7 separate regions of the Homo sapiens genome follow, and regions 1, 2, 4, 5, 6 and 7 are each linked to region 3. A link is a loop called in an ENCODE intact Hi-C map of the cell type or tissue named here. Cell type or tissue: GM12878. All regions are shown on one strand.

Evidence for each region. Hi-C counts contacts between places; a loop is a spot of excess contacts. Peaks named below come from ENCODE experiments on the same cell type or tissue, not always from the same donor. Only the 100,000 strongest peaks of a DNase experiment are listed, where the experiment ranks them.
Region 1: it touches region 3 in a loop (5-fold over the local background); 8 of 110 quality-filtered maps call a loop at or near these places.
Region 2: a loop joins it to region 3, with 10 times the contacts of the local background. A loop is called at or near these places in 19 of 110 quality-filtered maps.
Region 4: a loop joins it to region 3, with 15 times the contacts of the local background. A loop is called at or near these places in 15 of 110 quality-filtered maps.
Region 5: it touches region 3 in a loop (2.3-fold over the local background); 9 of 110 quality-filtered maps call a loop at or near these places.
Region 6: it touches region 3 in a loop (8-fold over the local background); 53 of 110 quality-filtered maps call a loop at or near these places.
Region 7: it touches region 3 in a loop (11-fold over the local background); 11 of 110 quality-filtered maps call a loop at or near these places.

The regions. Positions count from the first base shown.
Region 1 is chr1:153,276,134-153,280,133 of GRCh38, reverse strand. No RefSeq gene overlaps it. Among named protein-coding and RNA genes, the nearest start is that of LORICRIN, 18 kb to the right of the region's middle. In GM12878, a CTCF peak has its summit at 2,074; no DNase peak of the experiment used is centred here.
Region 2 is chr1:152,924,110-152,928,109 of GRCh38, reverse strand. No RefSeq gene overlaps it. Among named protein-coding and RNA genes, the nearest start is that of IVL, 18 kb to the right of the region's middle. RefSeq lists silencers at 1,735-1,814, 1,825-1,874. In GM12878, a CTCF peak has its summit at 1,810; no DNase peak of the experiment used is centred here.
Region 3 is chr1:152,868,302-152,872,301 of GRCh38, reverse strand. It overlaps LOC105371445 (a long non-coding RNA gene), which reads left to right. Exons shown (of 4, transcript XR_922150.1): 2 at 98-231; 3 at 629-1,308; 4 at 2,909-2,972. Among named protein-coding and RNA genes, the nearest start is that of SMCP, 8.0 kb to the left of the region's middle. In GM12878, CTCF peaks have their summits at 728 (motif pointing left) and 2,288 (motif pointing left); a DNase peak (open chromatin) is centred at 2,311; H3K4me3 peaks cover 486 bases; H3K27ac peaks cover 538 bases.
Region 4 is chr1:153,191,214-153,195,213 of GRCh38, reverse strand. It overlaps LOC101928009 (a long non-coding RNA gene), which reads right to left. Exons shown (of 3, transcript NR_110685.1): 3 at 3,538-4,000. It also overlaps a transcript of SPRR2G not described here. Among named protein-coding and RNA genes, the nearest start is that of LELP1, 10 kb to the left of the region's middle. In GM12878, a CTCF peak has its summit at 2,300; no DNase peak of the experiment used is centred here; H3K27me3 peaks cover 140 bases.
Region 5 is chr1:153,030,936-153,034,935 of GRCh38, reverse strand. It overlaps SPRR1B (small proline rich protein 1B), which reads right to left and starts at 3,733. Exons shown (of 2, transcript NM_003125.3): 1 at 3,689-3,733; 2 at 2,036-2,609. The coding sequence starts at 2,590. The coding sequence ends at 2,321. In GM12878, a CTCF peak has its summit at 1,845 (motif pointing right); DNase peaks (open chromatin) are centred at 2,078 and 2,640; H3K27me3 peaks cover 126 bases.
Region 6 is chr1:153,220,791-153,224,790 of GRCh38, reverse strand. No RefSeq gene overlaps it. Among named protein-coding and RNA genes, the nearest start is that of PRR9, 5.2 kb to the right of the region's middle. In GM12878, a CTCF peak has its summit at 1,533 (motif pointing right); a DNase peak (open chromatin) is centred at 1,587.
Region 7 is chr1:152,652,519-152,656,518 of GRCh38, reverse strand. LINC00302 (long intergenic non-protein coding RNA 302) reads right to left here and starts at 1,042. Exons shown (of 2, transcript NR_145430.1): 1 at 972-1,042; 2 at 1-208. It also overlaps the pseudogene LCEP3. In GM12878, a CTCF peak has its summit at 2,319 (motif pointing left); a DNase peak (open chromatin) is centred at 2,324.

The DNA of each region.
Region 1 (4,000 bases), 410 kb before region 3:
CCAGAAGGAAACTGGGAATCTCTGCTGGGGGCTCCTTGAAGCAGAATTGCCTTTTTCTGTGGAAAATGACTTCCTAGTTTTGTCCTCCACCCCTTCTCTCTGCATCTCCCCATTCTTCCTCTACCATAATGGGCTTTTCGTCAAGTTTAAGGTGATGACCTCAGTTAAAATAAGCAATAATAAAGATAGAAACAAACATAAACTTAGTGTCCTTGGATAGATTGGCTGATCTCTCTGAACCTGAGTTTCTTAATCTGTATCTATAAGATGGTTGCTGTAGGAAACTCTGTTTCCACAGTGATGGAGTTACAATCTTTGAAGTCATATGAATTGTTTGTTTTGCTTCTCTTAATATTTTGGTATTTTCTTAGAAGACTAAGTAACTTAAGAAAGGTGACAACTCTCGCCCACTTTTTGATGGGGTTGTTTGTTTTTTTCTTGTAAATTTGTTTGAGTTCATTGTAGATTCTGGATATTAGCCCTTTGTCAGATGAGTAGGTTGCGAAAATTTTCTCCCATGTTGTAGGTTGCCTGTTCACTCTGATGGTAGTTTCTTTTGCTGTGCAGAAGCTCTTTAGTTTAATTAGATCCCATTTGTCAATTTTGGCTTTTGTTGCCATTGTTTTTGGTGTTTTGGACATGAAGTCCTTGCCCACGCCTATGTCCTGAATGGTAATGCCTAGGTTTTCTTCTAGGGTTTTTATGGTTTTAGGTCTAACGTTTAAATCTTTAATCCATCTTGAATTGATTTTTGTATAAGGTGTAAGGAAGGGATCCAGTTTCAGCTTTCTACATATGGCTAGCCAGTTTTCCCAGCACCATTTATTAAATAGGGAATCCTTCTCAAAAGAAGACATTTATGCAGCCAAAAAACACATGAAGAAATGCTCATCATCACTGGCCATCAGAGAAATGCAAATCAAAACCACTATGAGATATCATCTCACACCAGTTAGAATGGCAATCATTAAAAAGTCAGGAAACAACAGGTGCTGGAGAGGATGTGGAGAAATAGGAACACTTTTACACTGTTGGTGGGACTGTAAACTAGTTCAACCATTGTGGAAGTCAGTGTGGTGATTCCTCAGGGATCTAGAACTAGAAATACCATTTGACCCAGCTATCCCATTACTGGGTATATACCCAAAGGACTATAAATCATGCTGCTATAAAGACACATGCACACGTATGTTTATTGCGGCACTATTCACAATAGCAAAGACTTGGAACCAACCCAAATGTCCAACAATGATAGACTGGATTAAGAAAATGTGGCACATATACACCATGGAATACTATGCAGCCATAAAAAATGATGAGTTCATGTCCTTTGTAGGGACATGGATGAAATTGGAAACCATCATTCTCAGTAAACTATCGCAAGAACAAAAAACCAAACACCGCATATTCTCACTCATAGGTGGGAATTGAACAATGAGATCACTTGGACACAGGAAGGGGAATATCACACTCTGGGGACTGTGGTGGGGTCGGGGGAGGGGGGAGGGATAGCATTGGGAGATATACCTAATGCTAGATGACACATTAGTGGGTGCAGCGCACCAGCATGGCACATGTATACATATGTAACTAACCTGCACAATGTGCACATGTACACTAAAACTTAGAGTATAATAAAAAAAAAAATTAAAAAAACAAAACAAAACAAAAAACCAAAAAAAAAAAAAAAAAAAAAAGAAAGGTGACAACTCTCAATGAATGCCAGCGGGGAGCCCAAGGTGGCCTAATTGCTAAGGGCATGGGACAGGGTCTGCAAACTCAAGCCTGTCTGACTTTAAAGCCAGGGCACTTTCCTCTAGCCCAGGCTATTTATTTGCTGCTAATGTCCATGAGGGATACAGGGACACTCTATCCCTTTTTTGTGTGTGGAAATTATGACTAAACCCAGGGAGCCCCTGTCAGAAAATAATGAATACCCACAAGGCTACCAGTTCAACACTGCAACTGAGTAAGACAAATACCAGCTAGAGTGGAAGGGAACAGCAAACTTTCAGGTCGCAGAGGCTCCAGTGTCAGACAGGAGGTGCAGTGCTGCTCTTCACCAGCAGGGAGCAGGTGAAGTCTGCCTTTGGCCACGTGTGGTATGCAGGTGGCACCTGAACACTGCATCAGAGACTTTCAGATAGGTTGAGACTATGAAGCAACAACAATGACTTCCATTCATCTAGACAGGGATTTGTAGCTGTGAGCTCCACAGTGGCTGTGTGATGTGGGCTTTACAACTTTCATTTCATGGAGGCTCAGATAGGTTGGATGATCTGTTCAAGGTTAAACCTTGGAGACCCTGGGTCCCCAACCCAGTTCTTTTACTCCACGTCTTGGGCTGTTTCTGGCATATCACACTGGCTCTTTGGTAGATCTGACAATTAAAAAAAATTTTTAATAAAGACATTGCCACATACTTACTTCTACCTCCTATTTAACTGCCATCCACCAAAGGATTTTCCATGTTATTTAACAAGGAACTCACCACCTCCAAATGCTTTCTTTAGTAACAGAGGGAACAGCTTTGAAGGGAACTGTTGAGTGCTGCTTTTCATAGGTCTGGCCACATAATTCAGGGAAGTCTTTCATTTGTTCATTTATCAAATTTATGCTAGTTATTTGCTAAGTAGTCACAAAGTCCATGTATTAGTCTGCTCATTTGCCATAACAAAATACCATAGACAGGTTGCTCTAACAGCAGATATCTGTTTTCTTACAGTTCTGGAGGATAGACAGTCCGAGATCAGGGAGCCAGCATGATTGGGTTCTGGTGAGGGGCTCTCTTTCTGGTTTGCAGATGGCTGCCTTCTCACTGTATTGAGAGAGAGAGAGAGAGAGAGAGAGAGAGAGCAGGCAAGATCAAGTTCTGGTGTTTCTTCTTATCAGAGCAGTAATCCCATCAGATCAGGGTACCATCCTCATGACCTCATCTAACCCTAATTACCTCCCAAAGCCTTCATCTCCAAATACAATCAAAGTGGTGGTTAGGGTGTCAACATATGAATCTTGAGGGGGACATAATTCAGTCCACTGCAGTGTATATGCCAATTAGTATAGGGTTATTAATATATCCGTACTTCCCTCTATTGTAGAAATTTTAACTTTTTCCCCATATTAGTTTGGACATCTTCCTCTATGCTGTTGGTTGGAAGTTGAATTAGTCAAGATAGGCCTTGCTAGCTGCCATTGTCCTCTGTCAACCTAAATAACAGCTGCAGAGAGGCTTTCTAAAAGAAAATAATATTTATTTGGGAATAGGGCATTGCAATGAAAATATGTGTGCGTATTCAGGGAAGTAAAGGAAGACAAAGGTTTTCAAAGAAAAAATGAGGATGATTACATAATTGTTTTCAGATCATTATCCTTGGCTTCAAGGATTAATAATAAGGGTGATGCCAGTCCAAGGCTGGGCAGATGTCCTCAGCAGAAGTATTTTTTGTATAAGGTTGCAATGGCCTTTGTACAAGTCCTGGTTTTTGCAGTCTTTCATGATTGTTTTTGTTATCAGGCATTTATGCATGAGAACCTTCTTTTTAGGGGCTTCCCTGACTCTGTTAGGGATTTTTAATTTTTATTTTTATCAAGATCTTTCTCCAAAAGCGCCACTAATTAGTCATCCTGTAGTTAGCTTTTGATGTCCATTGGTGCCAAAAAAGGCCTGTCCTGGATTACTGATATCATCCCATATTGGAAGGAGTGAATGGTGGCTAGAAGTCAGTATCAAAACTTTTTAAGCCACATTTGAGCAACAAGGGAGTTCTGAAGGGAGTGGCCCTCAGGCTAAGTCTACCTGGAATCCATTATTAAGTTCAATTTCATCTGTTTTGTAGTCTTTTGCTATCATCTCAAAGTGCTGGAGCAGCATTATTCTGTTAAGAGTTGTACTTCTGCAAAAATTTAACACGTAGCAGACACAAAGTTTAAAAAGGGAAAATACCCAAATAAAATCAACGTTAATATGACAATCTCAGTTTGCATAATGGTTTTGAGCCAT
Region 2 (4,000 bases), 56 kb before region 3:
CTTTGCTATTGTGAATAGTGCCGCAATAAACATACGTGTGCATGTGTCTTTATAGCAGCATGATTTATAGTCCTTTGGGTATATACCCAGTAACGGGACGTCTGGGTCAAATGGTATTTCTAGTTCTAGATCCCTGAGGAATCGCCATACTGACTTCCACAATGGTTGAACTAGTTTACAGTCCCACCAACAGTGTAAAAGTGTTCCTATTTCTCCACATCCTCTCCAGCATCTGTTGTTTCCTGACTTTTTAATGATTGCCATTCTAACTGGTGTGAGATGGTATCTCATTGTGGTTTTGATTTGCATTTCTCTGATGGCCAGTGATGATGAGCATTTTTTCATGTGTTTTTTGGCTGCATAAATGTCTTCTTTTGAGAAGTGTCTGTTCATGTCCTTTGCCCACTTTTTGATGGGGTTGTTTGTTTTTTTCTTGTAAATTTGTTTGAGTTCATTGTAGATTCTGGATATTAGCCCTTTTTCAGATGAGTAGGTTGCAAAAATTTTCTCCCATTTTGTAGAACCAAGGCAATTTTTGAGGCTCCTGTCTTCTCCCTTACCTGGGATCCTTATCAGAACCCAGCGAGGGGAGCAGGATACACATGTATATTATAAATGTATATTCTAAACTTAGTCAAGAAGAAACTAGTGTTTAGTAAGGTAGCTATGATCTACTTACTCATGACAAATGCAGATCTCTTTGCCATGTATTGTACATCATGGTTTTTCTGGAAAAGTGCATCAATTTAAAAAGTATGTTTTTGTCCATCTAAGCACATTCAACTCTGTTAGACCATAGATGCCCATGTGAGATCCAGAGGAGAGGGTCACTGTAGCCACATGGCCTCTTGCCAGAGGACTTTCTCCTGATGCCTGTCTCCCTAGCAGTGCTTCTGCCTCAGACCAGTCCTACTGCATTTTAACATGAACTTCATCCTGTTATCCCACTGCTGCCCCTCAGAGTTCTTGAACAATCTGGTGCTGCCCTGCTGTCCAGTAAGAGTAAGCATGAGGCTGGCAGGATCTGTCTTTCCACATGGGCTGGAAATCATCCACTTACTTGATTTTCAGCTCCCTTATGCCTATTGCAAAAGAATTATGGAAGGACGTAGTGGATACAAAATATTATCAAGGTCAGCCTGCATCTCTATTTTATCTCCCTTGGCTTCCTGAGCTCCAACAAACTAAACCATTAATTCCAGTCACACCCACAGTGTCCCTCCAACCCCATCTAGGCCTAACTCAGTTCCCTCTGGGGCTCTGCTCCATCTTCTTTTGGTATTCATCCCCCAGTACCTATTCTTCAAAGCCCAGTTCATATACCATCTCCTTCAGAAAGGTGCATGAGCGTACCCTAAGCCTCTGTGGGATTTCCCACCTCAGTGCCCAAAGCATTGTATAGGCATGAGCTCTGGATTTGGACAACTGGGTTTGAATTTCAGTGGCTAGCTGGGTGACCTTGACCAAGCAACTTGTCCTTCTGAACCTCAGTGTCCTTGTCTCTCAGATGAGGAGGATAATCATACCAAATCATGGCATTGTTGCACCAGAAAGTTGAGATCATGCATGTAAAGCCTTTGACACTGACTGACGTGTGGCAACACTCAATAAATGGGGCACAGTTATTGTTAGTAAAAGTACTTTATGCATTTGTTTCATATCCTTGCTCTGTCTGAATCCTTCAGGGCACAAATTTCCTTATTCATCACCGTTTTCTTGGAGGTGTCTCACGCAGACCCTGGATGCCCAAGCTTTGCATTTAGGAGCCTCCCTCAGGTGAAGCCCTTTTCTCTCGGTCCTGCAATTCTACATCACAGCCCTAGAGGGTAGCAAGAGATCACAGATACTTTGGAAGGCTAGCAGGCATCCTGAGTGCTCTTCCTCTTGGCTAGCTTTTACCAGTGGTGAGCCACCCATTATAGCTTCTTGCTCAAACTGTATTTTTATTCCTTTGTGCTAGGAACATCCCAAAAGCAACAAGCCAAAGCCTATCATTGTAGTCCTTTGGGGCAACCTCCTCATTTCCCCACAGACACAGTTTGCTTTAGCTGGTAAGTTAATCAAAATCAGTTAGGATTTCCTAGTACAGAATATGTGCCCTTTACTGGGTTTCATTTTAAGGGATTAAATGGGTTCAAGAATGCAAAATGCTTTGAAAAATTCCTAACACATAAGAAAGAAGCAAAGTCTGTTTTCATGGTCTAATTAGACATGAGTAAAAGGCACAGAGGAAAACAAAAGGAACTTCTGAAATCCCAAATATGCTGTGTGAACCACTGCTTTCATTTGCTGAGCCCCTTTCGTGTGCTAGACACTAACCTAAGTACTTTGCAAGTGTTATTTAATAACGAAACCAATGCTGAAAGGTCAATATTTTTGTCTGCATTTTAATAATGAAGAAACAGATCAGAGATATGATGTAGCCTGCCCAGGATCACATAGAATGTAAGCAGAAGAGCTGGGTTCAATCTCAAGTGTGTGACTCCAGCAGACATCCTTTTAACCTCCACAGCAGTGCCTCACCTGGTCAGCTTGTTTTGTTTGCTTATAAATTATTTATTATTTTTATTATTTCCGTTACCTAGCAGAATGGTCCAAATGTTGATTTCTGAGGCATAAGAGCCAATGTTGTCCTTCCTATGTGTGATATTGTGGCATTACCGTAACTTTTACTCCTGGACAGGACAGTCTGGAGGAGATTTTTAAATGCTTGGAACTAAACAGTAGCATAAATATTGCATATCAGAACTCACTAGATATACAGAAAAAGCAATAAAAGTAAGGAGAATTAAGACTTTAAAAGTTTATATAAAATATGAAAGGCTGAAAATTAATGATCTAATACAGGAAAGTGGAATTAAAAAATAAATGCTAAAGAAAGTATATGTAGGCCGGGCGCGGTGGCTCACGCCTGTAATCCCAGCACTTTGGGAGGCAGAGGCGGGCGGATCACGAGGTCAGGAGATCGAGACCATCCCGGCTAAAACGGTGAAACCCCGTCTCTACTAAAAATACAAAAAATTAGCCGGGCGTAGTGGCGGGCGCCTGTAGTCCCAGCTACTTGGGAGGCTGAGGCAGGAGAATGGCGTGAACCCGGGAGGTGGAGCTTGCAGTGAGCCGAGATCCCGCCACTGCACTCCAGCCTGGGCGACAGAGCGAGACTCCGTCTCAAAAAAAAAAAAAAAAAAAAAAGAAAGTATATGTAAGAAAATACTAAATATAAAATGAAAAATTAATAAAATAAAAGACAAAGATATATTATATGAATCGACTAAGCCAAACCGATTCTTTGAAAAGGTGAAAAAAATAGTCAAAATTAAAAATGTTGACCAAGATAAAAAAGAGAAAAAAGTTAATATGGAAAGTTAAAAAAGGGTTGTAACTATAATTAAAACAGAAATTACAAAAAGAACCGAATTTGTAATAAATCTCAGACTTAAATGAGAAAGAGAAAACATTAGGAAGATTAATCAGTTGCTGTTGAACTTTCTTACTGTAGAGAGACTTTATTCAAAAGGATTATTGCAAGGAGGGAAATGGACCATTGCAATAGGAAGACACTCTGATTATAAGGTCCATAAATATCTCCTGTCAAACTTTCTAGATGTCTACAGTCTAACATTTTTTATGCCCTTCCTCCTGTTTTCTCAGCTCACCATTTTACCCAGGCTGTAGCTATGGCAACCACCTATGCTGAGGAGTATCCCACAGCACCTCACTTCAGCTGCACTAGGTGTCTCTCACATCTGCCCCAGGGCTCTTGACAGCCAGGCTGTGGAACACTCACAGCCGACTACTCAGTCATGCTGGTGGAAGCACAGGGTGGAAACGTGAGGAGGTTAACATCCTCCAGACAACCACTGGTTACTAGACATAGGAGTACACAGAGAGCAAGCATTCTTTTCAGTATCTCCAGCAAACAGTTCTAATATATGTTCTAGATGGCCCTTGGAAACTTCAGGGTGCGGTTTAGCCTGTTATCCACAGGAATACACAGCTC
Region 3 (4,000 bases):
TCTCTGCTGAGGCACCTTTGTGTTCATTATGGGCAATTGCAACATTCTCAATATTGTAAGAAGACTGACCTGACTAACAAACTTTGCTGTTTTACAGAACTGTCACTGAATAATCTAAGGAAAAACAAAGGTGCTTGCTTTCAGGCAAGCCTCCTGGCTGCTCTCCTTGCCTGCTCTGATTGCTGTCCCTAAGTCGTGCATATATTCTCGAGCCATCCCTGGGCCCATCTAGTGAGTTATTTACCTCTGGGGCTAGTCGCCACCAAGATCCGAACAAGCACAGGGCCATCTCGGGTCCTCAATATTCTGAACAATCTGTAAATAATTTCTGAATTTGCATTAGCTTCTTGTGGTCTGTAAAAAGCCTGAAATAGAGTAGCTAGGTGACCAGCAGTACTTCCTGTGTCCCACCAGGTGAACTGGAACCAAAATTAAAGCTGCGGGCTTCAACTAAGCCCTAAACTGTCCTCCTTTGGGATCTGGGAGTAGGTCCTCCCTGCCATGCTTCTGCTTTCAAGAGGTTGAAGTATCACAGCCTTTTCCTAACTACACTCTACATCTTGGATCCCAACTTCAATTAGAAATAACTATTCCTGGAGGTAACTGTGGTCCTCTTTTTTCTCCTCAGGCATGATCAAGGTGATCAATATAAGAATACCCATCAAGGTGATAAGTATAAGAATCTTCAGGTAATTCCTGACTGCACATCGCTGCTGCAGTCTGGGTGAAGGCTTGGCTTTGCTGCCTCCTGGTGGAAAACACAGCCATCCGTAACAGTCCTGAAGCATGAGCAATGACTCCTCTTTAGTTGATTTATCTTACATATGAATTCCAAAAGTCTCCATGGTACTGTGTATGTGCGAGTGAGTGTGTGTGTGTGTGTGTGCGCGCGCGCGAGATAATCAGCGTGTCAGTTACCAATTTATTATCTCTCAGCTCCAAACACACCCTTCGATTTGTGCTCTGGGACAAACAATGTAATCCCTCGAATCCTTTCTCCATTAAAGTGAGAACAATGCTAAACTTTCTCCATAGGGGGCGCTGGAGGGACACTGCAGTTGGAAGAGGCAGGTAGTGGGGAGTGTGTGGCAGTCCGGTGGTGCCCGCCACAAGGGCCCAGAACGAGATCCCTCTGCCTCCTTGCAGCCTTGGTGTGAGGATGACCTTTTCACAGCCTTCTCATCCTGAAACCAAAGCCCCTCCATGGCCTCAGCTGCCCATATCAGCTGTATGGAGGTGGGGGAGGGGCAGTCCACACAGAGCTGCGGCCCCCTTTGCAAGCCTGCTTGCTGCCCATGTACTCTGAAGGTAAGCCTGGACTCCCACTGCATATCCAAGCCACATGGTTCCCAATGTCGGCCTTGCCCTGCATTGGGAAGGTGACCTATTGTTTGCCCCCTATTGGAGGGTTTAACTCCAGACCCACCCCATCTAGCTAAGCCAGAGCACTTCTCTGCTGACTGGTAGCTAAACCGCACTTTTCCCAATAGGTAAGAGCCCCTTCTACTTTTGTCCTTCTTTGGGTACCCTCCCTGAGCTTTTTTCTTATGTCTTATAGTTTAGTCTTTCTTTTATTAATTGTTACTAATTCTTATATTAAATTCCCTCTGTCTAACTTACTCCATCACTTCTGTCTCCTGATTTGACTTGCTGCTACAGTGGAATAACTTAGACTCAAAGCTTAGTTCTATAATTTACCAGCTCTGCGTCTTTGAACACATTTCTTAACTTCAGATTCTTGGTCTATAAAAAGAGGATGGACACAGTACTTTTCTACGCAGTCGGTGTGAGGATTAAATGAGATAGAACACATTAAGCTCCTCGAAGAGTGCTGGTACAGAGTTTGCCAGCAGTTACATAGGACCAATTCGGGACAGAGACAGAAAGAAAGGGAGGAAAGATAAACGGTCAGAAAAGAAAAATAAGCCAAGAAAATGCCAGAGAGAACAAAAGGTAGCAAGAAATGTGAACATAGACACATGAAGCAAAATCCAAGAAATCGATAGGCAATAAGATTAATAAGATTATTAGGCAAGAGATTCATCGGTCTTCTAATTTATTGAAAATAAACATTTTATACAGTACTTTACAACTTAGGAAAAAATTCAAATATATTACCTTATTTAACCTTCAAAATAGATCAACTTAGTGTCTCTTGTCTTTGTTGATGTTGTTTCCATTTTCAAATGTCTAAGATGAGGCTCGTAGAGGTGTTCCAAGCCACACTGCTGGCTTGTAGATTGGAGGGCCTCATCTCCCCGTGGATCCTGTGGTCTTCCCGCGATTGCCCTCTTGTGGTCTGGTGTGTAACAACACCTCATACTATGCAAACCATGTTGTTGGCCCCAAGCCCTGCAGAGGGTTTAGCTCTAGTAATTGTTGCTCTGTTTTCATTTAAGCCAACTTTGGTCCCCAAAGAAGACTCTGCATGACACGGGAAGGTGTCCACCATGACTCAAAGTAGTATTTCTAATTATCGTCCCAACTTTTAAAATTTTCTTTTTTTGTTTTCTGTTATATTGTACTTAAAATTTATATAGTAATATGTGCAGATAATTCATTAATAAATAAAAGTATACACATTGCTTACTAATAGAGGCTTGAATAACATTGCTCTAGAACTACATTTCCCAAAGTTATTTGAACACAATATATGTCATATTTTAAATTTAATAATGAAATAATACATTTAACTTTGTTCGAGAAATACAGATAACGGCCCCTTTGTATTATGGTTGAGAAAAAAATGCAAAGGTCTCACAAATTTATTTTCTCAGTAACACATCAAAGCAGAATACATGTGTGTAGTAAAGTTAATCATATTTACTAACGTTGAATAGTATCTCAAGTATATGCTGATATTGAAAAATAAGATAAATTGCATTGATGAGTTTTTCCCTTCCATTAGACACTATACATCAAGGCAAGGATGAACCAGAAACTCTGCATGCGAATTCATGCCCAAGTTACAGGTGATGTATTCCCAGGTCAGATAATTTGTCAGTGACTTTCTGGCCTTCTCTGATTAGGCATGTTGTTTTCTTAAATGCAGATTGTATGCTAAGAATAAAATTAGTATGTGTTATTTTTATCACAATGATGCTTATATTGTTTACAACATTTGTGAAGATAATTATCACTTGTAATTATTATTTTCACAGAACACCTATTAACAAAGCATGGAATCTCTAATAGTCTCTGAGAGCCTTCAAATACTTTAACAACTGCAACCATTTGTCTAATAGCAACTTACATTGAGACCACTATACATAAAACAGATAAGAGCTTATTTATTTATTTAAATTTATCTTTTACATTAAAATTTATATCAATTAGTTAATTAAGAAAAATTGGGTTATTTTGATGAACATACAAAACTCAATTCATGAAATGCAGATGATAGTTGTAGTATTATTAATTAGTCTCTGCATCCACTGTTTTTCTGTATTTTTTCTTTCTGGTTGGGCAGTACTGGTAAAATAATAGTTACTTTGCACATGGTCCTTGGGGCCTTTGCTTGGAGCTGTCCGGATTGTGCAGTCCACAACTCAGGGAGCACCAGTCACAGCACCAGCTGTTAGACAGTTGTCAGGATTTGTTTCTTGCTTTGTTTTGGTTTTCAACAGCTTACTTTACAATTTTGGCATATTTTTCTATTAGATTAACCTCAATATTTGAAAAAATAGTTATAAAGGATTTGGAGACAATCAGCAGAAATGTCTAAGAACTGTTCACATTCCTTGACTGAAAAGTGTTTAATGACAAAATAATTTTTAAAAAACAACTATGTCAGATAATGTAAGTGTTGAATAGAGAACTATTTGATATGCTATGACTTGACAAGATATATGACATTATATAAAGCAATGTAATGTATTACTGGCACATCTATAATGTGAGACAATCCTTGATGCTATTCTTAACATTTTAAGATTCCTCAGTCCTTGACTGGAACCTTTTAAAAGCAATCCAGCCACAGCCAGTAGGAATGGAGGTGGTG
Region 4 (4,000 bases), 320 kb before region 3:
CGTACTGCCTAGATGCTGCGGGGAAGGGAGGCTTCAGAAGAGCCTCTTTGGCTTTGGTGGTATTCCTGTTAGCATGGAGAGGAAGTCCACTTCTGCCAGCTGTGGGGTACAGAGCAGGGCTTGGGGACCCAGAAGGGGACTGGCAGGGGATCTGGCACTGCTGCAGCTGCTGCTAGGTCATCTTTCCTGTGTTGATGATACACTGCAAAAAACAGGAGATAAACTTTTATGCTTTAGTGACAGCAGTGGAGGAGCTTCCTCCTGAATGTTCACATGTGAGATATTCCCTCTCCTCTCCCTAATTCTCCATCCTTGGGGACTAAGACCTTCACTCCCACTCACTCACTGCCATGATCAAAGCCATGGTTGCCTCCATTGGAGCACAGCACTCAGCCAAGGGGAGTATCTCTGGGGCTGCACCAAGGAGCCGATGCCTGCCCATGTCTACTCCAAACTCAGAGGGCTGAGGCTGGTTACGGATGCTGCTGTCTGAGACAATCATTCTCACATTGCAATGATTCAGAAAAAAAGCAAAAAGTTTGGGAAGCACCAAGATAGAGTGCCTGTTAAAAAATGGAAAGTGGAGTAGGGGAGTTTTAGTCTGAGGAAGGAAAAGTTTGGAGGAGGGAGCACAAGCCTGCACATAATTCAAGGCTGTACCTTATGAAGACATGCTCCCAAAAGTTCCAGAGAGTGGGAGCAGCACGTGTGGGTGGAAGTGGCAGGAGGTAAGGAAGAAGTTGCTAACACCCTCTTCTCAGGCCAGTAGCAGCACTTCCTAAGTTTATCAACTGTCTGGCCCAGCAAGTGTTTAATGAAGTGCCAACTAATCTTTTGAAGGCCTTTTGGTGGAGAATAATTTGATGGGAGGCAGGACTAAATGACTTTTAGAATGTCATGCAAATTTTCCTGTGTTTTGATATATTCTATTAATAGTTATGCAGACATTTTGTCTTTTCTCCTATTATTGACTGTTTCTCTTCTTCATCTATGCTATTCCTAGTTACTTTAAAATCTGATCTCTCTTTTTTTTTCAGGAGGTTAATACATGTCAGTTTGACATTGTATCATTGAATCAGAATTGAACATCAGAAAGAGTAAAATTCCCAGGCCTTTTTTACCCTAGCCTGGGTACAAGCTCAAGATGATGCAGAAGGAGGAGCAAAGCATGGGATCCAAGAAAGTTAAGTTCCAGCTCAGGTCGAAGAGAATCATGTCTGTGATCTGTGTCTTTGGTTTCTTCATCTACAGCTGTCATCTTGTGGGCTGGAGCATGGTGGCCAGGAAGTGTGCAAGGGGCTCTGGTGTCCATGCAGCCCTCATAGACCTGAGGAGGTATGATTGCTCTAAGCCCCCAGTGGGGTTCCAGTTTGATAGCTGCCCTGGATGGAGATGTGGGAGTGAGAGAAAGGGATATGGAGGCAGGTCTAATTTACTCAGCAGCACCTCAGGTCTTTGGGACTTCCTGGTGTCTGAGAGGAGACAAGCAGAATGGACTTGCTGAGCTCCTCATCTCCAGGAAACAGTTCTTCTATAAGGATTCCTGGGCTGGGTGTTTAGCATCTTTCATATGCCCCCACCCCAATCCCACCATCTCTTTCGGAGACTTGAAATGAAATCGCTTAACATTAACTCACACCACCTCTAGCTCTGCTCTTTAGGATTAAATGAAGTTTAAAGTCATTGAGCCTCTCCCAGAGGCTAGACCCTGTGTGTGCATATGCATGCCTGTGTCCTCATGTGTGCATGTGTGTGCGTGTGAGTGTGTGTGCATGCACATGTTTGAGGGCAGCATAGGGAATGAAGATACAGAGCAACCTGGACAAATACTCTGCAGTCTAGGCAAGAGTGAGTGTGGTCACTGATGTTGAGGCACAGAGCTAAGTGTGGGGAAATATGGCTGAAGTTTGTTCAGCGTGCTGTGGAAATCCATTTGGATGATCGGTGGGGGTGAGTGGGTCACAGAAAACCTCCTGGGGAGCTGTCACCTCCAGGAATGATGTAGAGGGGATTCTGTCTCTTTCTAGGTCAATGCATATCGACCATCCTGTGGCAGTTTATCCAGTCTTTTGTCCTCTAGCTGCATTTGTTTATCTTATTGGATGTAAGAAAAGCTACATCCTTTTCTTCTCTTCACCACCAAGACTTCCTGGGCTGGTCAGCGGACAAGGAGAAGGTTTACCTAATCTCTCAAAATAAAGAAATGGAAACCTAGTCCTAGTGTGTGCCTCACAAAGGACGCACCTTGTGCTCCTTGCCAAGGCATAGCCCAGGTAGCTCTGATCTTTTGATACCACCAGTTCCCAGGTGGTGGTGCTAGAAACACATCAGTGGTTTGGGGCCGGACAGTGGATGATGGATGGGGGTTCTTACCTACACAGGCAGTAGTGTCAGCTTAAAGTTTATTTAAGAAATTCTGCCTGCTAAACTTAAACAAAAAGACTTTAAGCTGTGGAAATTGTAGAGAAAAATATATTCTACATACCTACAATGCAAAGAGCTTGAGAAAAATTTAGGCCCAGGAGAAGAGTTTAATAACAAGATTTAGAACAAGAACCAGAAGCTCTACTCTTTGTTTCAGTCTGAAATCAACCAGCAGGTACATTCCTGTGCACAGTGAAGGGACCCAGGAACCTATAATCTTGACTAGGCAAAAGGGAAGTGGGTGCAATTTGGGGGGACCTTCCCAATCCTACTATAAAATTAGTTCTTATCCTTTCTCTTCCATCTCCACTCTTGATTGTTCTTGAAATTTTTTATCCTTCAGGTATATTTTTCAATTGACTATGATGTGGTTTTGCCTCCATGGAAATAAGGGAGAGGCTATTGTGTGGCTGGTGGGAGGAGAACTGGGATATAATATGATTAGATTCAAACTTCCATAATCACTGAATATGATTAGCTCCCAAGGAAACTCCTGCCAGTTGCACTTAGGAACCCAAGGAAGAAACCCAGATAGGAACCCAGGAGACATCCTCTGCTCTGCCTTCTTCCTCAGCTTCCACAAGCCTGCACATAATTCAAGGCTGTCCCTTATGAAGACATACATTCAATACATCATCCCACATGCCCTCTGTGCCTAATAGAAGCCCTCGTCAGATCAGCCTAATGGTTCATGCAGCACATGTGTGTCCCCACTGCTGCAGGAGACAACCGAGGAGGCTTCTCTAGTGAGCCTCAGTGTCTTATTCTCTTTGTCTTCAGGTTTTATAAACTAGATGCTTTCTAGCTGTTGTTGTCAATGGTTGTTGAATAATGGTACAGAACTCAATTTAGCAGTGCTAAATTGGTTCTGATTAATGATTATTGAATTAAAGGTCAGAACTTAATTTAGCTGGATAGTTAAACAACAGGCATAAATAAAACCCACAAGTAAGCTGAGACCAAGGAGAATGTCCTCAACCCTTTGAGACTTGTGCTACTGTGGTGTGTTGTGCTCTGAGACCCTGGAGACCTGGCCTACAATCATGCCCTAGACCAGTGGTTGTCAAAGTGTGGTGTGGGAACCTTGGGGTCCCTGAGATGCATTCAGTAGGGTCAGTGAGATCAAAACAATTTTAATCATAATGCTGACATTATTTGACTTTTTTACTCATATTTTTTCATTAGTCTATGGTAGAATTTTCCGGAGAGTAGATGATATGCAATGACATCATCACTCTGCCAGCTAGTGCAATATCTACTTATGTAAAATGTGTTATTTTCTAGTTTTAATTTTTAATACAAGAAATATCAATAGATGTAAATCACATGAATAAAATCTACTTAGGGTCCTTAATAATCTTAAGTGTGTAAATTATTTTCAAGGCCAAGTAGTGTGAGAACTGCTGCAGTAATAACTGTCTCTGGGGTCCATCCCCAACAGACTGGGCTCTGTGCAGAGCCAGGCTCACAATTCTGGTCCCAGATGCTGAGCACTCACACATCTATGAACCTTGCAGGGCCTGTCACATGCTCATCCCTCCTGCAGCCCTGACACTGATGGCTCCTTTGTGTACTC
Region 5 (4,000 bases), 160 kb before region 3:
AAAAGGAGTTCCTTTCAGAGAACAGAATCAATACCTTAAAAGGAACTTCTACCACTTCTGGTATATTGGAGTGGGAAGAGTGTGGCTTCACAATGCCTGCCCAGTTGGATTTCAGAGTACTAAGGCCTAGTGGCTGCCATGTGTCACCATTATCTTCCTTTGAACATGGTAGTTTTGATTTAGCTCTCCTGTACCTGCATTGCCATTGGATGCTGGGTAACAGGAAGAAATGGCCCATTTGTTTGTTTCATAATTTGCTGAACAAAAGGAGCCATAGGAAAATGTAATGGAGAGAATTTCATGTCATCTAGAGATCCTAGATTTTGAGCTGATGGGGACCATAAGGCTTTTTTTCCTTACGGGATTGTGTTCTGCTTATGAGACAAAGGAGCAGATGGATATTTGAGAACAAGAAGGCTATTCTGTGGCTGAAGCTTGAGGAGCTCACCCAAATCTCTGTCTTCCTCTTATTTCTAAGCACAGCAGTAAACGACATTTCTTAACTTTGTGAGGTTGACAGGGCTATGTGACCAAGTTCTAGCCAAGTCCATAAGAACTGAGGGGATACATGCCATTTCTTGTTCCAAGTGGATAAGTGCAGGGACACCTTCTCTATATTCAGTCTATTTCCCTGTTCTTGTGCTTGGATTCATAAAGCACAGCACTCAGAGATAGTGAGACCATAGGAAGGAAGGACTGTGTGTCTTCATGACTATGTGGAACAAAGACTTTACAAACCCATATTGGACTTTTATATGAGTGGAAAGTAACTTTTACTTGATGGAGCCCCAACAATATAGGGGGTGTTGTTATAGCAGCTGACCTATGCTGACTAATAATCGCATGATTACAACACTTTTTTTTCTGCTTGGTTAATTGGTTAGGTGCTAGAGGCACTTATATTTGGATATGATGGTAGATTTTACCTACTAATTAAACAAAAAAACCCTTAGGGCAATACAACATTTAGGGCAAATATTTTTCATATAGGCTTTGTAATTTTAAATAATGCAATCAAGTAAAAATGCCGTGATCAAAAATATCACAATTTCTTGAGTTATACCAATGGCATGTAATTTTTTTATTATTTCATTTTGCATCCTAAGAAAAAGAATCTCTTTTATGCTACTGCAGAACAACTTGCTTTGTCTCCCAGTTACATACAAGAGCAACCTATTTTTCCATCAATATAAAAATATATGCATATATATATGAATACACTGTTGATAACTCTATCTTGTTTAATTTGACTTGAAACATGTTGATACTACAGGGAGAGGGGTGAGGGTGGGTTTTACAGTTCTCACTTCCATGGTTCCCACCTATGTGAAAGAAACAGTCTCCAAACTGGATCAGCTTTTGTGCATTACTCTGTGAGGACTCCAGATCTTGTGTGTGTGGTTGTATATGTGTGTATGTGTGTTTGAATGAGGGGTGGGGTAGGGAGTGAAGTATATCCCTCCAGGGCACTGTAAATGCCCCTGGCAAGCACCTTAAATCCCCTTTGTTCTGTTTCAGGTCCAGAGTTGGCACTCAGAAACTAGAAATGACTAACTGAGATAAAGAACGGAGTCTGTGCATCTTTGGAGGTGTTTGGAAATCTAGGTTGTAGATATCAGAGAAATGAGTGAGAAGGAGCAGGTTAGCATATGTAGGAACAACATTACTTGAAATAAACAGGAATTGGCTGGTAAGTTAGCAGTCTAAAAGCCAGATTTGGAGAGAAGGCAATCAGGATTAGTGAGTCAGAGTCAGCTTAGACAAGTGCTAACTAAACTCTAGCATGACTCACTGAGTTGCAAGAGGAGAGCCCTTTTCCAGCCCTGGATGCCCAAAGCAACAGCCTCTAGGTGGCATTACACAACCTCCCATAGGCAGCCCAGGAATGCTTGTGGGGGCAGCCCTTCACCCTCCTAATGTGAGCATCAGATGCCTTCTGGACAAAGCCCTTCTTCACCAACTCATCTCTGTGTACAGCTCCCGCTTCACGAGGGAAAGGAATGAAGTTGTAGAGTCAATGACACACAGTCAAGAGTGGAATTGAAAGTGAATTTAATGGGGGTATAAGGGAGCTGAATCATTTGCTTTCATCTTAAGTCTCTCTTCAGATGAATTCTGAGCAGCTGAAAACTAGCTCTGGTACTAAGACCTTCAGCTTCATTCAGAGACTCAGAGTGTGTAGGAAAGAAAGCTTCATAGCACATTCTTTTTTGGGGGAGACAGAATGCTAATTGCAAGGCAAATGGGACTCATACGCAGAATGGGATAGGGGATTCAGCATCTGGTGGCCGGCTCCTCAAGGGCATGGCTGTGGACCACATTACTTCTGCTTGGTCTTCTGCTGGGCTGGTGCTGGAGTGACTATTGAAGGGCAGGGCTCAGGCACCTTGGGGTGGCATGGCTCTGGAACCTTGGGCTGGCAGGGCTCGGGCACTTTGGGGTGGCAGGGCTCAGGCACCTTGGGGTGGCAGGGCTCCTTGGTTTTGGGGATGCATGGTTCCTGAGGTGGAGGCTGGCAAGGCTGTTTCACCTGCTGCTGCTGAAGCTGAGGGGGTGGGGTGCAAGGCTGCTTCTGCTGCTGGGAACTCATGCTGCAACAGTGACTGGTCCTGGACACAGAACAGATGATTTAAGCAGAGAATAATAGGGAAGAAGCCATGGTGAATACCACTTCTGGTCTCTTAAAAAGCTATGTTCTTTCCCCTTCTTGACCACAAAGAATACTTAATTTAATTTCTGAGCCTTTGAAGAAGAGGAACCTAAAGATGATTTGCTCTTGCTCCACTGGAGCAGGGCCTCTCCTGGTGCTCTCTTTCTTCCTACACAGCACAATAACAGGCTTCTAGCAGGAATATGAGACTCATAATACTGGACCATTGGAAATGTGAGGTTCTTTGGAAAAAAAAAACCCTAACAAATTAAATCTACTCACTCATTTCTGATAAATAGCATGGCTTATCATCTATTGTATAACTCTGACCTCTCTAGAACCCCAAGCAATCCCACCTGTGGCCTGGCTCAAGTTCTCCTCTGTCTTAAATGTTTTCCTTGTTCCTACTCATTCAAGCACTAACCAAACTCCACAGATCGCTTCATATGGGACTTTTAGTGGCTTCTCTAGAAAAAACCTTCCAGAAATCTCTCTATTCCCAAACTGTCACAGAACTTGCCCTAATCACCTGGCACTGATAAGTTACTGTTATACAATGCATTTTAGCTCTTATTTCCTGATTAAATTGTAGTATCATAGATGCTTAAATTATTTCTTTGCAAACAAATTGCCAAATATAGTAAGCTCTCACAAAAGTATCTGTTGAAAGAATAAAATTCTCTGTATTAAAATTATAAATAAGAAGGAATTATAATGCCAGGGTAAGTGCTGTGGACCTGGGTTCTAGTCATTATCCCATTACAAACTTACTATGGATCCTTGAATAAACCAACCCCCTTCTTGCTGACACAGAAAGAGTGAATGAAGAACTGATAATGTCTAAATTCTCTTCAAGCCTACAGTATGAACACTTTTAAAATGAAGATATTCCTAGAGGTTATAATTCAGTTGAACAGTCTGCATGGCTATGATCAAATTCAATAATGAGGGAAAAAAATACCAAGAATGCCAAGGAGACTCTAATAAAAATTAAATACCTAGAATGGATGCTAAAGAGTTCCAAGTAAAGAGACTCACCTGGTGTGAAGAGAGGAATACTCTGTATGGTCCCTTAGAACTGGTGTAGTGTTCCCAGCCAACTGGCTTTTTATGCATGGAACAAGCCCTGCCTCAAGGAAACAGGATCCATCTGGGCTGCTGTGCCTACATTCCTTACCTGTCAGATGTGATTCACCCCTCTTCCCTCACCCACCTGTTGACTCAACTTTTGTGATGAAACTTGTGGCACTTGCTGTCTGACAAGGATGTCACCTGGGCTTTATCCCCCTGAACACCCTTTGCTCCCAGGTGTAGTGTTTACAGGAAGGGTGGTGTGGGCTGAAAGAGAGA
Region 6 (4,000 bases), 350 kb before region 3:
GTATCTCTTTGAGGTTTTCATTTGCATTTCTCTGATGAATAATGAGAGGTTGAACACCGTTTTTATATGTTTATTGGTGAGGCTGAAATATTTTTATTACCAGGATGTGCAACATAAAAACTTTTAGGACTTGGGAATTGTAGGATATTTTCTCTAATTGCTTAGACTAGTTTTTTCTTAGACCATTGTAAGGAAAAGGAAGTTCCATCTTCTGGTGCTGGGACAGAAAAGGGGAGCATATGAAAGGGAGGTGAGGACCTCCGCTTTTCATCTTTGCCAGAGTCTGCTCCGGGTTTGACAAGAAGCGTGTTCTGTACCCAACAGCCAGTTTTCTCCTGCCTTGCTGTGATGTTCCCCAACCCTGGGGCGGACATCCCTTCAGGGACTGGCTGACAAAGGCTATTTTACTGTATTCAGAGAGAAGCAAAATCTTGTGGTAACCTATAAGCAATTCAAGTGCAAGAGTAGGTGATAATTAAAGATTAAAAGCATTGCATCCACACTTCCTATAATCTCAGCTACTTATTTGGTCTCTGCTTGCATATTTCATGGATGGTGGGATCACTACTTCATGAGCAGCTCATTTCATTTGCTGGGCCATTTTATTCCTGATATGAGCAGAATCTGCTTTTCTGTGCCCAGAACTCACTGATCCATGCTATTCTCCTTGGGATCACAAAGAATATATCCACTGCCTCTCTCTTTGACATTTGACAGGCCTGAAGACAGCCACTGTGTGTCTCTAAGTCTCCTCATCTCTGGATGAAACGCCCCCTTCCTTCAGCCACAGCTCATGTGACAAGGTGCCCAGAGACCTCGCTCTTTTTCTCACATTAATTTGGATGAACTAAAAGTTGGCCAGGGTCTACCTTCAAATGCAGCATCCGAGTTAAGGCTCCAGGGGCAGTCTGACCTGCAGTACTCCCTGTACCTGCTGTTCTCTTTGCGCTGATACTTACCCCGATCCCACATGGATGGCTCCTCCTATTGTTCATGTCGCTACTCCGACATCCCCATCTCAGATCGGCCTTTCCACGCTACCCGAGCTAAAGAGCACCCCTCTTCTCTGGTCTCTCCTCACCACTTTGTTTCATTTTCTTCATTTTCACTTTCTTATTTATGCATTTGCTGAGTTGCTTTTTGTCTGTCTTCCTTCTCATGTGAGCTCTGGGAGGCAGGGATTCTGTGTATCTGGTTCGCTGCTGTAACTCCAGTGCTTGGCTCATAGGAGATTCTGTGTCACTTACTCTCACATAGGAGAAATTTGTTTTAAGGGAACAATAGAAGTGGTGGAGTCTAGATTTGAATTCCAGAAGTCTGATTCCTGAGCCTATGTCCTGAACCATTATTCGTGTTGCTCCCACCCTATAAATAGTGTAACTCTGTCTTGCACATATAGCCTTCCTCTGACTCTGTTAGATGCTGCATCTCTGTACTCTTGTCTTCTCCACATGGAGCACTGACGGCCGGAGTGTGTGCGGCCATCTCCAACTCAGGCCAGACTGGGTGTGATTAGTAGAAGGCCAAGTGCCTCTATGGCCAGCAGGTGGTGCTGTTGGGAAGAGAAGAGAAACGGTCCCCAGCGGCTTCTAAAGGAGGAAAGACAGGTTATGAGGCTGGCTTGGGAACCGGGTGATGAGGGAGGTTGAGTTGAGAAGGCCCTGCCAGCTGGCCACTTATTTTCTTTCAACCATTTTCAGATGTGAGGCAGGTGTCCGTAGGAGAGAAGGAGAGCAGGAGTGGACAAGTCCAGATCTGCTGTCGAATAGGGGTGGTGGCCCCCACGATACCACTTCTCCTGGTCAAGACCTGCCAGTTCATGCTGAAACAGGCCTAGGCTGGGAACCTGCTCATTGATCTAGTATTTGATCACCCCTCACCAGCCCCTGCTGCCCCCACCCCTGCTCATGGAGAATGTGGCTATGGAGGGGGCAGGCAGTGGGAACTAGGCCTCCTGGGTTTACAGTTTTCCAGAAAAATCCCTTGGGCTATAAGTTCCTCCAGCATGGAGGGCCTCATCTGCTTTCCCTCTGTGCTCCCCCACCTGGAACAAAGCATCATGTCTTATACACACAGGTGCTTAGGGCAACCAACCATCCCAGTTTGTCGGGGACTGAGGGAGTTCCCAGGATTCAGAACTTTCAGTGCTAAAATTGGGACAGTTCCAGGCAAATCAAGATGAGCTGGTTACCCTATCAATAAAAGAGATTGTCCAGGTGGTCTAGAAGCCAGCACCCCGCTTTGTCTCTGCTCAGGGGGCATGCTGGTGGCCAGCCGTACAGGTGTCTCAGACCTCACTGTGATGGGCCCTGTGAAGTCAGGCAAGAACACAGCCAGCCCCAGGAGCTGTCATCTGGGCTCTCATGCTGACAGGAGACATGTGTCATTCAAATACAGGCAGCTGGTAGAGGGCTGCAGACCCCTGCGGCCACTGCAGCACAGAGCCCAAGCTGCAGTACTTAGGAGCTAGGCTGAAACCATGGAGGGCTTCCTGGAGGTCAGGTTGAAACCCCTGGTTTGGCTGAGACAAACAGGGGAGAGTCCTGGGTGGGAGAGAGGAAGGTGAAGGCAGAAAGGAATCTGCGATGGGTTGTCAGGTGGAAGAACAGGCGGATCACTTTGGTACAGAAGAGAAAGGGTATCTGGATGGTAAATAAATGAGATGTAAAAGGGAGCGAGCACACTAAACCCAGCTGGGAAGAACGAGATTAGAAAGCAGTGAGGAATTACTGTAGGGTGCTTCTCAGGGCTGAAGCATTTGTGGGTCCAAAAACATTAAGAAAACCCCAAATCTGGGGGAGCCTCTTCCCATGACTTACCTGTCTTCCTCCTTTCTTTTAGTTTCAAGCCATGGTCACACATTCTGCTGGTCCCCAGAAGTTTGGGCCCCCCGAAGAGCCTCCCAGCAGTGTTCTGGAAGCCAGGGAAACTTCCTGTCTCCTGAGCTTGCGGTCAGGTCTTCTGAATCTCCCTTCGTGGGAGGCTCCCTGCCCCTGGGTCCCATTTCCACGTACAAGTTACAGTTAGAGGAGTCACAGTATTTGATGGATTGGGAGGAGCTGGTTGTCATCTACTGGCTTGCAAACCTCCAGTTCATGGGACACAGTGCATCTAAAGGCAGCTCCTGTCGCAGTCCAATAGATCTCATTATAAGAAAGTTCTTAAACTGAGCCCAATTTCATGATTTCTGCCCATGGGTCCTAACTTTGTTCTTTGGCACTTCACAAAAATCTCACTCCTCCCTCATAAAAGCACTTAAAATATTTGAGTTCAGCTGTCCCACTCCCTTGGGTATTTTCTTTTGTAGACTAAATATTTTTCAACTCTTCCTGATGTGAAAGTCTTTCAGGCCACTGCTCTGCTTGCCCACCTCCTGGCACTGTCGCAGGTTTCCAGAGTCTGGCTTGGCATAGTAGTTTCTCCATAAATATTTTGAGTGATTGAGTGAATCCACAGCTCCTCCTGTGAATTCCTGTCTGTTTGTATTTTTTCCTCTTGGCATATGGGGCCCACAGATCCACTATTGTCTCATGTTGAGTTAACTGTTAGCTAGAACCCCTAACATCCAGGGCTTTCCTTGGTAAGGCCCCTCCCTACTTCCTGAAAGGCTCAGCACAGAAGCGGCAGCTGGGGAAGTCTGAATGCTGTGTCCTAGCTGTCCCTGTGGCCTCTGTGGCTGTGGACCTGGTCTGTGTCTTAAGAGACCAGGCTGCAGCAGCAGTGGCCCAGGCAGTGGCTGGGGCAGACCTCTGTGAGGATGAGGAGGTGTGGAGGTTCCTATGACAGAGCTAGATGAAGGCCTGCTGGCTGCTTGGCGTTTGCTCTCCTATCTGCAATCTGCAGACTTGTCCCCTTCCTAACCGTAGAGGCCTCCCCTGTAATCAGCAGATTTCCCCTCTCTCTGATAAGTCTGGACTCTCCCTGTTCATTAGCCTCGTGCTTCCTTTAATGCCTGGGTGTCTGATCTTGGACTCCAATCTGTGCATGCCTTTGATGCTGG
Region 7 (4,000 bases), 220 kb after region 3:
CAACATCAGCTGAAGCCACAGCAGCCCCAAAGCTAGGCCCACAGCAGTCCCAGAGCTAGGCCCACAGCAGGAAGAGACTTGAACAGGGCACCTTAGGAGGGCTCTTAGGGGGACATTTTGGGGGGCACTTGGTAGTGGGCCCTTTAAGAGGAGGCTGGCACAGCTGCTGGGTTTGCTGGCAGGACATCTTTGTGGGAGTTCAGTCAACCTAAAAGCCAATAGAGGTGTTTTATAGACTTGTTAAATCTTAGATCATTGTTTCCTCCTTTGGAATCTACCCTGGGGCTGCTGACATATTGAACAAATCATAACCCCCCACCCTCCCCCACACACACACAGTCAAGCCAAAGCCTCCATCTTGTTCATTTCTCTGTCTCTAAGATATGGCACAGTTCTTGTCACATAGATGATGTCCAATAAATGTAGATTTCCCCCTGAAATGGAAGCACCACAAGAGCAGGGATTATCCTCCCCTCTTTTGCATACTTCTATATTCCAATGTCTAGAATAACACCAGGTAATTAGTAGGAGCTCAATAAATAGCTGGTGATATAGGAATAATATATGAATGAATAAATAAAGGAGAAAAGAAAGGTAGCCAAGAAGGGAGGGAGGAAGAGATTGGGGAAGGGAAGGAGGGAGGGAATTATATCTGAGGTAGAGGAAAGGATACCAGTTGGCATTTCATGGTAATATTGGGTATTGCCATTTTCTCTGTGTGCCTCTGCCATCTTCTCTAAGCATCTAGAAATGGATCTATGAGATGTGAATAGCGTGGAATAATCCCTCCCCAGCCAGCTGACTCAGTTGCCAGAAGCCAGATATTGGCAAGAATTTGGATTGGCTAATCCCTCTAATTCCCAGGGACTCTTAATTCCCAGGCTGGATCTTCCTAGGCCAACATCTCTCCTCCTATTACCCTCTTTTTTCCTGTCTTTCCTTTCCCCCTGTGATTTTCAACAGCTACTTACCCTTTCAGTTGTGCTCTGTCTAGGTTCCAAAAGATCCACTCACCCTGGTCAGACCCAGGTGTGGAGCAGGCAGTCCCCAGGGTGTCAGGGCAGATGAGAAGCGGGGTCCTGACACACATTTTATAGGCAGGCACTCGCCTGACTGGGCCTTAGTGAGCCATGGTTCTGGGTGGAGCAGGAAGTGGTTCCTCCCATACTGGGGCATCTGCAGGGTAATTCCTGACATTTCCCTCCCTGTCTCTTCAATCCATCCTTCCCAGGGAGATACTGAGTTACTCTTCTGAAGCTAGAGAACGAAATCTCATCAAAGTATATTATTTCCTAGGCTGGGACTCCATAAAGCGGCATAGGATTCCTGACCCTTGAGACAAGAATCTGGTTTCTCAAGACTCTATGGTCCTGTTCCTTCTTGGAAATAAATAAATAAGTTTCCTTTCTTCCTAATTCAGTCTGTGATCCAGCTTCTCACTCTCTTTCTCTTTTCAAAAACATATATTAACTGTAACTTTTTAAAGAGGATTCTTTTTTTAAATGTTTTTTCAAAATAAGGGATCCTATTGCATTCATTGAATGTCGGTGTTCTCCCTGTCTATCAAAGTTCTTCTGTAAGAACTGGATACTTACACTCTTTCCCTTCACAAAGTCTTCCCAATTTTAAGAAACTATGTTTTACTCTTACATTTTACTTAAACATTTGACATTTCAATGACTTTCTGCTAGCAAGAAATAGTATAAATATCTACGATTTCTTAAAACGTCAGGTACAATTGCTTTTGAACTATATAGACCTATTTTCACTTTATAAGTCACATTTTTCTGCCAGTAAAATTGTTACAAGTTCGCAAAATGAAATAAGTACATTATTATTTCAGGATATTCTTTTTGTCCATCAGTTCCTCCATGTTAACCTATTAGAGATTTGTATCAGTCTGTGTCCATTCAGGAAAACAGAAACACTCCTTATTTTGACAGAAACAATAAGCATTGGATTAAACAGGTGTTAGAGGATTGAAAAGGCAAATATGGAGAATTCTAGCATCACGCGGAACAGCTATTGCCACACTAAGGATAGGGAACAAGGGAAAGGAGATGGACTTCTTGAAACCTAGGAATTTAGAGGAGAGACCTGCAGAGCGAGAACCCAAGCTTCTGAGGTGGGACACTGGCTAGTGGGGCCGGTGCTTCTGAGGAAAGGAGAAGAGGATAGTTCTGGAAGTGTGGAGAAAACTGGGAACAGGAACCAACTGCTGCTGCCAGATTAAAAAAAAAAAAAAAAAAAATCTATAGGGTGACACTTACAGGCCTTTCTTTCTCTCCTGACTTCTGCGTCTCTTGCGCCCCCTAGTGACAAAACCTAATAGAGGACTGCCCGCGAAGTAGAACCACGGTTGCAAAGCCCAGGCCAGCATCACGAAGTAGAGCCCAGAAGGGTAGGTTTGGAGCTGACAGACAAGAGTTTATCAGTCCACAGAGAGCTGCTGGGGTAGATGGAGAAAATAGAGAAGCATGTTTCAAGCAGGGATGCGTGCATGATTCCACACTTTAAAAGTGCAACTAAAGTCAGTAAATGCAGAGTAAGTAGATCTATATGACTCCAGTTGAGGGTTTGCATTGCTGAAAAATGGAAGGAGGAAGACTATATTTAAAAGCCAAGTTGTAGTCAGCAGATGAAGTTGAAAATTAGGAGAAAATTTTTTATTTAATTGACTTCCTTCTATCAGTAGCAAGGAGACAGTGCAAGCTTTTGTGCAAGGCTCAAAGTGTTTAGGGTCCAACAGCAGACTGGGAATTTAAAAAAAAGTCCTCTAGCTCTGGCTTTGCCTGCATTTTCATTTGTGACTTGGGATCAGTCATTTCACCTCTGTGAGCATCAGTTTCTCTGTCTAAGGTCCATCTGACTTTAAAAATGTAATGGCAATATAATGAAAGCAGTTTTATGTTTTTTTTTAAAGTGCTTATCTGTAGCTCAAGCAAGGAGAAGAAGCACGATTATTCTCATATATTTTCTTTTTTAAGAGATATTGTTATGTCACCTAGGCTGGTCTCAAACTCCTGGTCTCAAGCAATCCTCCCACCTCAGCCTCCTGAGTAGCTGGGACTACAGGCACATACCACCACGCCTGGCTCTAATAGATTTTAAAATGTCTTTTGATAACAAAAAATTTCATAAAATTCTAGTGTCAGTCAAAATGAAGAAAAAGAAAAAATAACCTAAACTTGTGAGTTCCAGTTCAAGAAGGCTGACTGAACACATGCTGCAGACTTTTGCTAATTACTGTTTAGTGGAATAAGAATATTCTCTTTGATTACAGGTTTTCAGAGGTCTGTATTGAGAACGGTATTAAAGTTTGTTAAATTTTTTTCTACATCTATTGAGATGATCTTTTTGTTTTTTCTTTAATCTGTAAATGCACTGATTATATTGGTAGATTTTCTAATTACAAAACATACCTTCCCTTGCAAACTTTCCTCATTAGATAAGATGAAATAGTTATTGAGAGACCAGTTCTCCTAACTAACATAACTATAAAACTCAGATTAAACCAGAAATTGTGTTTTGGAAGGCAGCAGAGAAGTGCTGCAGCAGTGTGAACTGGAGGAGCTAAGACTCCAGGGAGAGGAGCTGACTTCTGCAACCACTTTTAATCCTGAGAGTATTTGTCAATTCTGGGCAGGTAAAACACTAAGAATCCAGATTTTAAGCATGGAAAGAACATAGCTGGGAGACAAAGAAATCAACTGAGCCTGTAGCAGAGACATGGGGGCCCTCAAGTGCACACCTAGTTTTCCCCTAAGGTATTTGACAAGTTCAGGGATATGTAGGACAATAAGCTAAAACCTAAGTGGGAAGTCTCTAGAACGCTGCAAAGCTTTTTATGGTTGATGAGACTAAGATTAGAGTTCAGGAATATATCTGTTAACTATGGCCTCAATTATAGTGCACAACGACAACGTAATAAACAAAATGCATAGAACAATTATTTATTTAGCTTGTGAGAGTGCAGGTCTTCAGGGTGATGGAGGTCAAA